2 separate regions of the Homo sapiens genome follow, and region 2 is linked to region 1. Evidence: chromatin loops called from intact Hi-C (ENCODE). Cell type or tissue: IMR-90. All regions are shown on one strand.

Region 1 (5,000 bases):
GGCTGAGATGGGAGGATTACTTGAGCCCAGGGGGTCGAGGCTGCAGTGAGCCGAGATCATGCCACTACACTCCAGCCTGGGTGATAAACTGAGACCCTGTTACACACACATACAGAAAAAAAACTTGAAAAGTTTTAAACTCAAACTCCAATTCTCCTCTCCACATTCTGACTTTTTGTTGTCTCAATTTATATCTTTTTATATTTCCTATCTCCTAATAAATTATTATAGTTATTTGTGTAATATTTGTCTTTCAGTCTTCATACTAGAGCTATGAGTGATTTATATACCACAATTACAGTATTACAATATTCTAAATTTGTCTGCATACTGAATTTTACCAGTGAATTTTATATTAGCTTTGTGCAAAATTAATTGCAGTTTTGGCCATTGAAAGTAATGGCTGGGCATGGTGGCTCACACCTGTAATCCCAGCACTTTGGGAGGCTGAGGCAGGCGGATCACCTGAAGTCAGGAGTTCAAGACCAGCCTGACTAACATGGTGAAACCCCATCTTTACTAAAAATACAAAAATTAACCAGGCATAGTGGCAGTCACCTGTAATCCCAACTACTCGGGAGGCTGAGGCAGGATAATTGCTTGAACCCAGGAGGCGGAGGTTGCAGTGAGCTGAGATTGCTCTCCAGCATGGGTGACACAGTGAGACTCTATCCAAAAAAAAAAAAAAAAAAAAATTAATGGCAAAAACTGTGATTACTTTTGCACCAACATAATACCTTCAGATGATTTTCTTGTTGCATGTTAGGATCCTTTTCTCTCAGATGGAAGGACTCCTTTTAGCATTTCTTGTAAGACAGGTCTGGTGGTGATGAATTTCCTGAGCTTCTGTTTGCCTAAAAAAGTCTTTATCTTTCCTTCGTGTTTGAAGGATAGTTTTGCTGGGTATCACATTCTCAGTTGGCAGGGGTTTTTTCGTTTTTTGGTTTTTTTTCCTCCTTCAGCACTTTGTGTATGTCATCTCACTCTCTCCTGGCTGGTATGGTCTTTGCTGAGAAGTCTGTTGCCAGATAAATTGAAGCTCCTTTATGTGTATGTTATTTGCTTCTTTCTCTTGCTACTTTTTGGATCCACTTTTTGTCCATGACTTTTGAAAGTTTGATTATTATATGCCTTGGAGCAGTCTTATTTGGGTTGAATATGTTTGTTGATCTTTGGCCTTCCTGTATATGGGTATTTATATTTTTCACTAAGTTTGGAAAGTTTTCTGTTATTATTTTGTGGGAGCTTTCTATGTCTTGCTCTTTCTCAACTCCCTCTTGAAAACCAATGACACTTAGATTTGCTCTTTTGAGGTTATTTTCTAGATCCTGTAGTTGTTCTTTATCTTTTTAATTTTTTTTCTCCTCTGATTGCGTATTTTTAAAGCTCATTTATTTTTTTCTTCTTCATGATCGATTCTGCTGTTGAGACTCCGGTGCATTTTTCAGTTCAGCAAATGTGTGTCTCAGTTCCAGGATTTCTGTTTGATTTGTTTTTATTATTTAAATCTCTTTCTTAAATTTCTCTGATAAATTTCTAAATTGTGGGCCAGGCACGGTGGCTCACGTCTGTAATCCCAGCACTTTGGGAGGCCAAGGTGGGTGGATCACGAGGTCAGGAGATCGAGACCAGCCTGATCAACATGGCAAAACCCCGTCTCTACTAAAAATACAAAAAAATTAGCCAGGCGTGGTGGCACGCGCCTGTAGTCCCAGCTACTCAGGAGGCTGAGGCAAGAGAATCAATTGAACCCAGGAGGCAGAGGTTGCAGTGAGCTGAGACGGCACCACTGCACTCCAGCCTGGGCAACAGAGTGAGACTCTGTCTCAAAAAAAAAAAAAAAAAAATTCAAATTGTTCCTCTGTGTTATCTTGGAGTTTGCTGAGTTTTCTCAAGGTTGCTATTTTGAATTTCTGATCTGAAAGTTCACATATTGCCATCTTATTGGGGTTAATCACTGGTTACTTCTTGCTTCATCCATTTGGGAGGTCATGGTTCCCTGTTTGCTGTTGTTTTTATGCATATATGTCTAGGTCTTTCCAATGATGGATTGTTTATTTTGCTGTCTAGGTTAGTGTTTCTAGCATACGTGTTTTTAGAGGTTTTGTGCAGGCTGCCTGTTGATTCCCTTAGCCCTAGATCACTGCCTCCTTTTTGGCACTAGATGGCACCATAAGCCTAGATTTGCTGCAGTTCTCATGAAAGTTTGAAGTGCTGCCTGTCCTGAATTCAGGGGGAGGGTCCCAAAGAGAATGCCCCAGCTGTCTGGGGAGGCTGGCTAGGGGTTCATGCCCAGAGGACCTATGGCTCACACCTCCTACAGCATCATGCTCCTGAAATACGTCTCTGATTCAGTATCTGCTTTGTCTGAATGGAGACCAGCCCCCGTTTCACACACTGGGTTTCACTGTGTCCCCAACTGCCCTCAAGGGTCCTTCTCTCTATAGGCACTTGCAATGCTTCCCCTGGATTGAGGCAGGAATGGCTTTTGTGCATAGGAATCCAAGATAATGGGGAAGCAGAGTGTCCACTGAAATCTCAGTTTTCCCAGTGTAGAAGCCTTGAGTCCAGGATAACTTTTCCACATGGTGCCTGGCTGTTTGCAGAAATGGGCATCACAGAGAAAGAAATCTGTTTCTCCTACCTTCTGCTCACAGTTTTTCACTTCTCTGTGGCTCCAGGGATTATCACAGCTTCAGTTTTGAGTTCTGGGATATCTGTGGTGATAATCTTTTCTTTCTTTTAATAGGTTTTTGGGAAACAGGTAGTGTTTGGTTACATGGATAAGTTCTTCAGTGGTGATTTCTGAGATTTTGGTGCATCCAACAGTTGAGCAGTGTGCGCTGTAGCCAATATATAGTCTTTTATCCCTCACCCCACTCCCACCCTTTCTCCAAGTCTCCAAAGTCGATTGCCTTTGTGTCCTCATAGCTTAGCTCCCACTTATAAGTGAGAACATATGATGTTTGGTTTTCCATTCCTGAGTGACTTCACTTAGAATAATGGTCTCCAGCTCCATCCAGGTGAATGCCATTATTTCATTCCTTTTTATGGCTGAGTAATATTCCATGGGGGTGTGTGTGTGTGTGTGTGTGTGTGTGTGTGTGTGTGTGTGTAATTTTCTTTATCCACTCATTGATTGATGGGCATTTGGGCTGGTTGAAATGTTTTTGCAATTGCAAATTATGCTGCTATAAACATGCATGGGCCAGGGTGCGGTGGCTCACGCCTGTAATCCCAGCACCTCAGGAGGCTGAAGCGGGTGGATCACGAGGTCAGGAGTTCAAGACCAGCCTGACCAATATGGTAAAACACTGTCTCTACTAAAAATACAAAAATTAGACAGGGGTGGTGGTGCATGCCTGTAATCCCAGCTACTCAGGAGGCTGAGGCTGGAGAATTACTTGAACCAGGAAGGCGGAGGTTGGAGTAAGCTGGATCTCACCATTATGCTCCAGCCTGGGCAAGAGTGGGACTCTGACTCAAAAAAAAAAAAAAAGTTCCCACTCTGCCATGTGTCCTCTGCATGTCTTTAGGCAAGTCATTTCACCTCTCTGGACCTCATGGGGTTTCTGGGAGACACATGTGAAATAATAAATACAAAATGGCTGGAAAAACAGATAAAGAGTGAAGCAGGAATAATAATTGTATAGTTGCTTGACTCCTTTTCCCCATCCCTGGCATGAGGGAGGCATGGGACATCGTAAATGCTCAATAAATATCTGCTAAATAAATGGATTCTAGAGTCAACCGAAGGTAAAATACATGCTATTGTATGGAATTAGATTTGTTCTCACTCGGTGCACACCATGTTCTTCATTAGATGAATCAAATTTAAATACCACATTGAAAATTCTAGAGTCAACTTATTCCTCGATTGAGTTGATTCATTTCTTAAATTGCTTTCTTTGTAAGAGCATCATTAAATTGTGAACACTCTTATGTCCCATCTTTTTCCTTTTATTGCTGTGTAGATAAAGATTTCTCAGGACTGTTTTTCAGATAGCAGACAATATTGTTTTTAATATAGAATCCAGTCACAGGAGTATCTTTCCATAGGACACCTAGCTCCAGAAACTCAGAGTGGAAAGCCCATTTTAATAAAATAAAAATCAAATTTGTCCCCAAGCTGGTTGTCCTTTAGTCATTCTTAATCCTCAGTGTTTTTTTAGGCTAATCTGATTTTCACCCCTAGAAGCTGACTGATTTGTTATATCATTGAAACTAAATCCTCATTTGCATGACACAAGAAAAGCATCCTAATTTTCATCTTAAAGCTGTCTTCTGATTGTAAATGTAAAGATTCTCTCTAGAAAGATCCATAAGAACATGCTAACAGTAGTTGCCTCCAGGTAGAGGAATTTGGGGCATGGGGTAAGGTGGAAGAGAGAGATTTTTTAGTGTAAACTCGTGTGTGTGTGTGTGTGTTTGACAGAGTCTTGCTCTGTTGCCCAGGCTGGAGTGCAGTGGCACAATCTTGGCTTACTGCAGCCTCCGCCTCTGGGGTTCAAGTGATACTCATGCCCCAGCCTCCCAAGTAGTGTGATTACAGGCATGTGCCAGCATGCCCAGCTAATTTTTGTATTTTTAGTAGAGACGGGGTTTCACCATGTTGGCCAAGCTGGTCTCGAAGTGATCTGCATGCCTCGGCCTCCCAAAGTGTTGGGATTACAGGCGTGAGCCACCACGCTCGGCCTCTTTTGTATATTTTGGGGGAAAAAATTATGTATGTATTACTTTTTTTAAAAACCCACTATTCTTTAGGCAAGAACCAGTAGTAACCGTGTGTTTAACCAACTCTTAGTCACTGGGGGGAAAAAATTAAAATGGCAGAGAAAATTGTTCTTGTATTGGAAGACAAAGCCAGGCCCTAAGAAAATTATAAACTAGATGAAGTTTCTTTACAGGGACTAATGTGTAGGATTTCTCAACACTGTGGGACTCAGAAAAAATTGAAAGCAATTTATAGTTTTGCTTTTTTTTTTTTTTTTTTTTGAGAC
Region 2 (5,000 bases), 820 kb after region 1:
CTTGGTATTTTAGAAATACGTATGATATACAACATAGTCAAAATGCAACAACTCCAAATCACTGGAAGGTGTATTAGAAAATACTCAGGCACATGTGTAAATGCTTTAACATGGCCTGGCCCTCTTCATGGTCCATCTGTGTATTTTTTGGTTTGTGGCTGACACCTCCTGCCTCAACACACCCAATCTTCTTAAGTGTGTCCAGAGTTGTAAAGGGCTGTCTGTCAAGGCTTTCCTGATGATGGTGTTGCTCTAATATTCCAGTGTCACCGTCTTGGTTTTGAGATATTCATTTAGAGCTTCCTCACCTAGGGAAGAGAAAAGCAGTTGACAGACCACATTCAGAGGCAGACATGTGATGTCTTCAGACCTTCAGACATAGGTATACGTAGGTGTCCAGGTCACTAAGTAAATAGAATGTGGCCTAAGCCAGTGCTTCTCACACTTTGAAGTTCATACTAACCATCTGAAGACTCTGTTAAGTTGCAGATCCTGATCTGATTAAGTCTGGTGTGGGCCCAGAGGTTTTGTGTTGCTAACCATTCCCTGATGATGCTGATGCTAGTGGTCCATGGACCACACTTTGAATAGTAACAGCCCAGACCAGCTACCAGGCCTTCTAAGGAGCAGAGAGTGTTGCCTGGTCAGCTTCAAACCAAAACCCTTCTCTTTTATTTCCCTACTTGATGACAGACTCTGCCTTTTTGTCCATTTAAACTAAACAGAAGTAACCAGGATACTGTCCTCTGGATTATATTAATTAAAGCAGAACTGAGCACAGGAAAGTTTGAAATCATTTGGTTTAACCTTATTTTAAAGATAAGGAAAATTCAGTTTATATTGTTTGTTAGAAACACAGGGAAACCTGTCTAGGCAAAAATAAATAGGTCTGCCTTTCTTTGACTGTTTCTATTTTGAGCCAGTACTGTCATCAATCTCTACAGAGGTTAAAGGGCACTGAATACCATGGGAAAACTAATGAGTGCGTGATTCTGGAAGCTGAGCTAAAACAAGGGCTGTCAACTTTGTCCGCATGTTAGAATCACTCAGGGAGCTTTTAAGACTCCTGACCCCACATCACACCCCAGATCAATTAGATCAGTATCTGTATTTTTTGAAGCTCCCAGGTGATTTGAATCCACTGTGCAGCTAAGGTTGACAACCACTGGGCTAAGGGGTTTTAAAATTGGGGGAGGAAGAAACTATTAGAAAAACTGTAGTATTTTATAGTAAAACAGACCTGGAGCTGGTCAAATACACTCTCTCAAAAGATGGGTGAAACAGGGATGCCTCACTTTCTAATAATAAATTCCCTAAGAAAGTCTCCTACAGTGATTTGGATTCAGGCATGAAAACCAGATTAAAGACATGGAAAAGTTGGGGGGGAAGCCCTTACCTTCACCCAATGGAATTTAAAATGAGAGCTACTTTTACTGCTGCAAATACATGGCCAAAGTCATTAGTAAAGAGAAAATGTAAAAACAAAACAAAACAAAAAAACTCCAAATGAACTAAACTTATATTTGCAGACTGTAATTTCAGTAAATCACAAACATTTCAGTTTTTGAAACAACGTACCAGACTGAGGGGAATAAGAGATGTGCTCCACAGCCAGACCGCCTGCCTTTGAATTCTCTCTTGCCAGTGCCTGGCTCTGTGACTTGAGGCAACTCACCCAGCCTCTCTGAGCCCCATTGTCCTCTTCTGTATAATAAGATAATAATAGTACCTATTCCTCTGAGCTCGTGTGAGAATTGCCTTTGCTTATACAGGCTAAGTAGAATGGGGCCTGGCATGTGTTTCGCACTGAAAGTAAGCTATTGCTTGAAAGGTGTTAGTGTCACTGCTCACAGTGAATTACATTTTGGGCTTTTTACAAACTCTTAAGTCTCATTGCTCAGACTCCCAAAAACCCTGCCAATTGCAGGGTTTTTTCAGTGTTGACTCTGAAAGCCTGCCAAGAAGCTCCAGGACAGGATTTATTCTTGGAGCTCGCTGGTTATTGCTCTCCACCCATTTGCCTCTCTTGGTTCCATTTAGTCTCGTGACAGCTAACCCAAGTTCATGCCGAATGTCAGATTAAACACCAAACATATTTCAGCTAAAGTATATTGTTGCAATTTCTTTTTCCTTTCAAACATTAATCTTTTTTGAAAAGAAATATCTTTCCACACAATGTGTGTACTTTTCTGTATGTATGGTATATTCAATAGAAATGTTTAATATTTTAAAAAACGAATGCCCTTCTAAACCCAGATATAACTGCCATGTAGGAAATGCCCCTCAAAGTCACACACAAGTCATGAAACATAGAGCAGATTTTTCTGTGATGTGACAACAAAGGGAAGGTGAAGCAGAAAAGTAAAGCCATACCTAAGTCTTTTCCAAAGCCAGATTGTTTAACTCCGCCAAATGGGGCCGCCACATCTGTCTTGTTGTATGTGTTAATAAAAACAGTTCCTGCTTCCAGTTTTTCACTCACATACATAGCTTTGTTTATGTCTCTTGTAAAAACCCCTGAGGCCAAACCATACTCTGTACTATTTGCTCGCTGCAACACTCCATCGATGTCCCTGTGTTTTTAGGAAGACATAAAACTTCATTAAATGTAAAGCAAAAGACTCATTTTATGTTCTGAAAATTTTCCCATCTATGCTAGAAACAGGAAAACATTACTGCCATCTGCTTAAATGTTTTTGTTGTTGTTGTTTTTTAGAGGCCAGGCATTGCTCTGTCACCTAGGCTGCAGTGCAGTGGCACAATCATAGCTCACTGCAGCCTCCATCTCCTTGGACTCAAGTGATCCTCCCACCTCAGCCTCCCAAGTAGCGGGGACTACAGGCATGTGCCACCATGCTCAGCTAATTTTTAAAAAAATTTTTTTGTAGAGATAGCATCTCCCTGTGTTGCCCAGGCTGATCTCAAACTCCTGGCCTCAAACTATCCCCCAACCTTGCCCTTGCAAAGTGTTGGGATTACAGGTGTGAGCCACTGCGCCCAGCCTGATTAAATTTTTATAAATGAAAATATCAGGCTCACACCAAAAGAAAGTCCCAAAAAAATATTACTAGTATTACATTTTTCATATATATCATGCAACACCTTTCAAAATCTGACCCAAAGTCATATATTCAATCTTCTTCAATGGTTCTCATTCATGATCTCCCACTCCCTCCCCTCTCCCATGACTCCCACTTCTAGATGGATTTTCAGAGTGTCCTCCCTATTTCCTTCCATCTCTTCCGATTTTGCACATAAGGTTCAAGCCTCCTTCAGTGCCTGAAGCCGTTTCAGATCCCACCAGTGCCATTGTCGAGGTGGGAGAGTAGGGTGGTTCTGTGAGAGGGCTCTGCAGCCAGACTGCCTGGTGACCTTGGGTAAATGACTCCATCTCCCCTCGCCTTCATTTATTATTGCGAACCATGGAAATAATAATAAAAGGACCTGTCTAGTTGTCATGAGGATGAAATGAACAAATCATGCCTGGAACACAATAAATGTTCAATAAAAGCCAGCTATCATCAGGTAGCACATATTTTTCCAAACTTAATATTTTGGTAGAACCAACTATATAGTGCTGACTTAACTCTTCCTGTAGGTAATGGTTCACCCTCCATAAATTGGAAGATAAAAGTTCCCCGAGGGCAGGGATAACTTTATGTCTCATATACCTCTTTATGCTATGGTGTTGCATCGTCAAATGCGAGTGAGTGGGATTACATGTGCTTATTCAACAAAATAGGTCCCGTGATTTCCCTGCCTTTTGACTTAGTTTGTATACACATCCAAGCAGGTGAAGACATGAACCTACTCTTTTCTCAGTTGAGTCGAGTTCTAATGTGCCTGTCATAGTGTATGTACCTTCTTCTAGTGTGATCCTAATGCTTAAAAACGCACACATTTTCTACCACATGGCCAGCAAATACAAGCCAGGTTGTTGTTGTTGTTTTTCTTTTTGAGATGGAGTCTCACTCTGTCGCCCAGGCTGGAGGGCAGTGGTGCGATCTCGGCTCACTGCAACCTTCGCCTCCCAGGTTCAAGCAATTCTCCTGCCTCAGCCTCCTGAGTAGCTGAGATTACAGGTACATGCCACCACACCCAGATAATTTTTGTATTTTTAGTAGAGATTTTGTATTTCACCATGTTGGCCAGGCTGGTCTTGAACTCCTGACCTCAAGTGATCCGCCTGCCTTGGCCTTCCAAAGTGCTGGGATTACAGGCATGAGCCATTGCGCCTGGCCAAGCCAGGTATTTCATCTGGTGCTCCAGCAAAGACACAGGATCTGTTCCAAAACTGGAGGAAAAATTCGAGTGCTGAATTTATTGAGACAGTACAGGTTTCAGTGTAGTGCCTTATGAAGGAATTTTCAAAGGCATCTTGACTATCCAAAATTTTAAACTTGCACAAGAAATCTGGAATCTAACCTGGAGTGAACTTGGACTCTGCTAAAACTCTCACACTTCTTGATGCATTGCATATGGTAGGGACCCAAATATTTATAGAATGGACTAGAGGGAGAAAGATGGTTTTATGCCATTTCTCGTTGAGGACTATCAAGATATCACCATAGCTCCATAGCACATTGTTTATGTCTACAGCAATGACAAGCATATATTGATGGCAGCAGCAACAGCAAATACTTGACTTAGTAATACTCAGAATGACCTAAGGAGGTACACATTGTTACCAAACCATACTCTATTATTTGCTCACTGCAATGCTCTATTGATGTCCCTATGTTTTTAGGAAGACATAAAACTTCATTAAATGTAAAGCAAAAGATTCATTTTATGTTCTGAAAATTTTCCCGTCTATGCTAGAAACGGGAAAACATTACTGCCATCTGCTTAAATTTTTTTTTTTTTTTTTTTAGAGGCCAGGCATTGCTCTGTCGCCTAGGCTGCAGTGCAGTGGCACAATCATAGCTCACTGCAGCCTCCATCTCCTTGGGCTCAAGTGATCCTCCCACCTTAGCCTCCGAAGTAGCTGGGACTACAGG

Evidence for each region. Hi-C counts contacts between places; a loop is a spot of excess contacts. Peaks named below come from ENCODE experiments on the same cell type or tissue, not always from the same donor. Only the 100,000 strongest peaks of a DNase experiment are listed, where the experiment ranks them.
Region 2: it touches region 1 in a loop (8-fold over the local background); 1 of 110 quality-filtered maps calls a loop at or near these places.

The regions. Positions count from the first base shown.
Region 1 is chr12:104,199,226-104,204,225 of GRCh38, forward strand. No RefSeq gene overlaps it. Among named protein-coding and RNA genes, the nearest start is that of TXNRD1, 14 kb to the right of the region's middle. RefSeq lists a silencer at 1,966-2,260. In IMR-90, a CTCF peak has its summit at 2,157 (motif pointing right); a DNase peak (open chromatin) is centred at 2,166.
Region 2 is chr12:105,024,172-105,029,171 of GRCh38, forward strand. It overlaps ALDH1L2 (aldehyde dehydrogenase 1 family member L2), which reads right to left. Exons shown (of 23, transcript NM_001034173.4): 22 at 2,374-2,573; 23 at 1-308. The coding sequence ends at 253. Among named protein-coding and RNA genes, the nearest start is that of NOPCHAP1, 40 kb to the left of the region's middle. In IMR-90, no CTCF peak of the experiment used is centred here; a DNase peak (open chromatin) is centred at 1,950.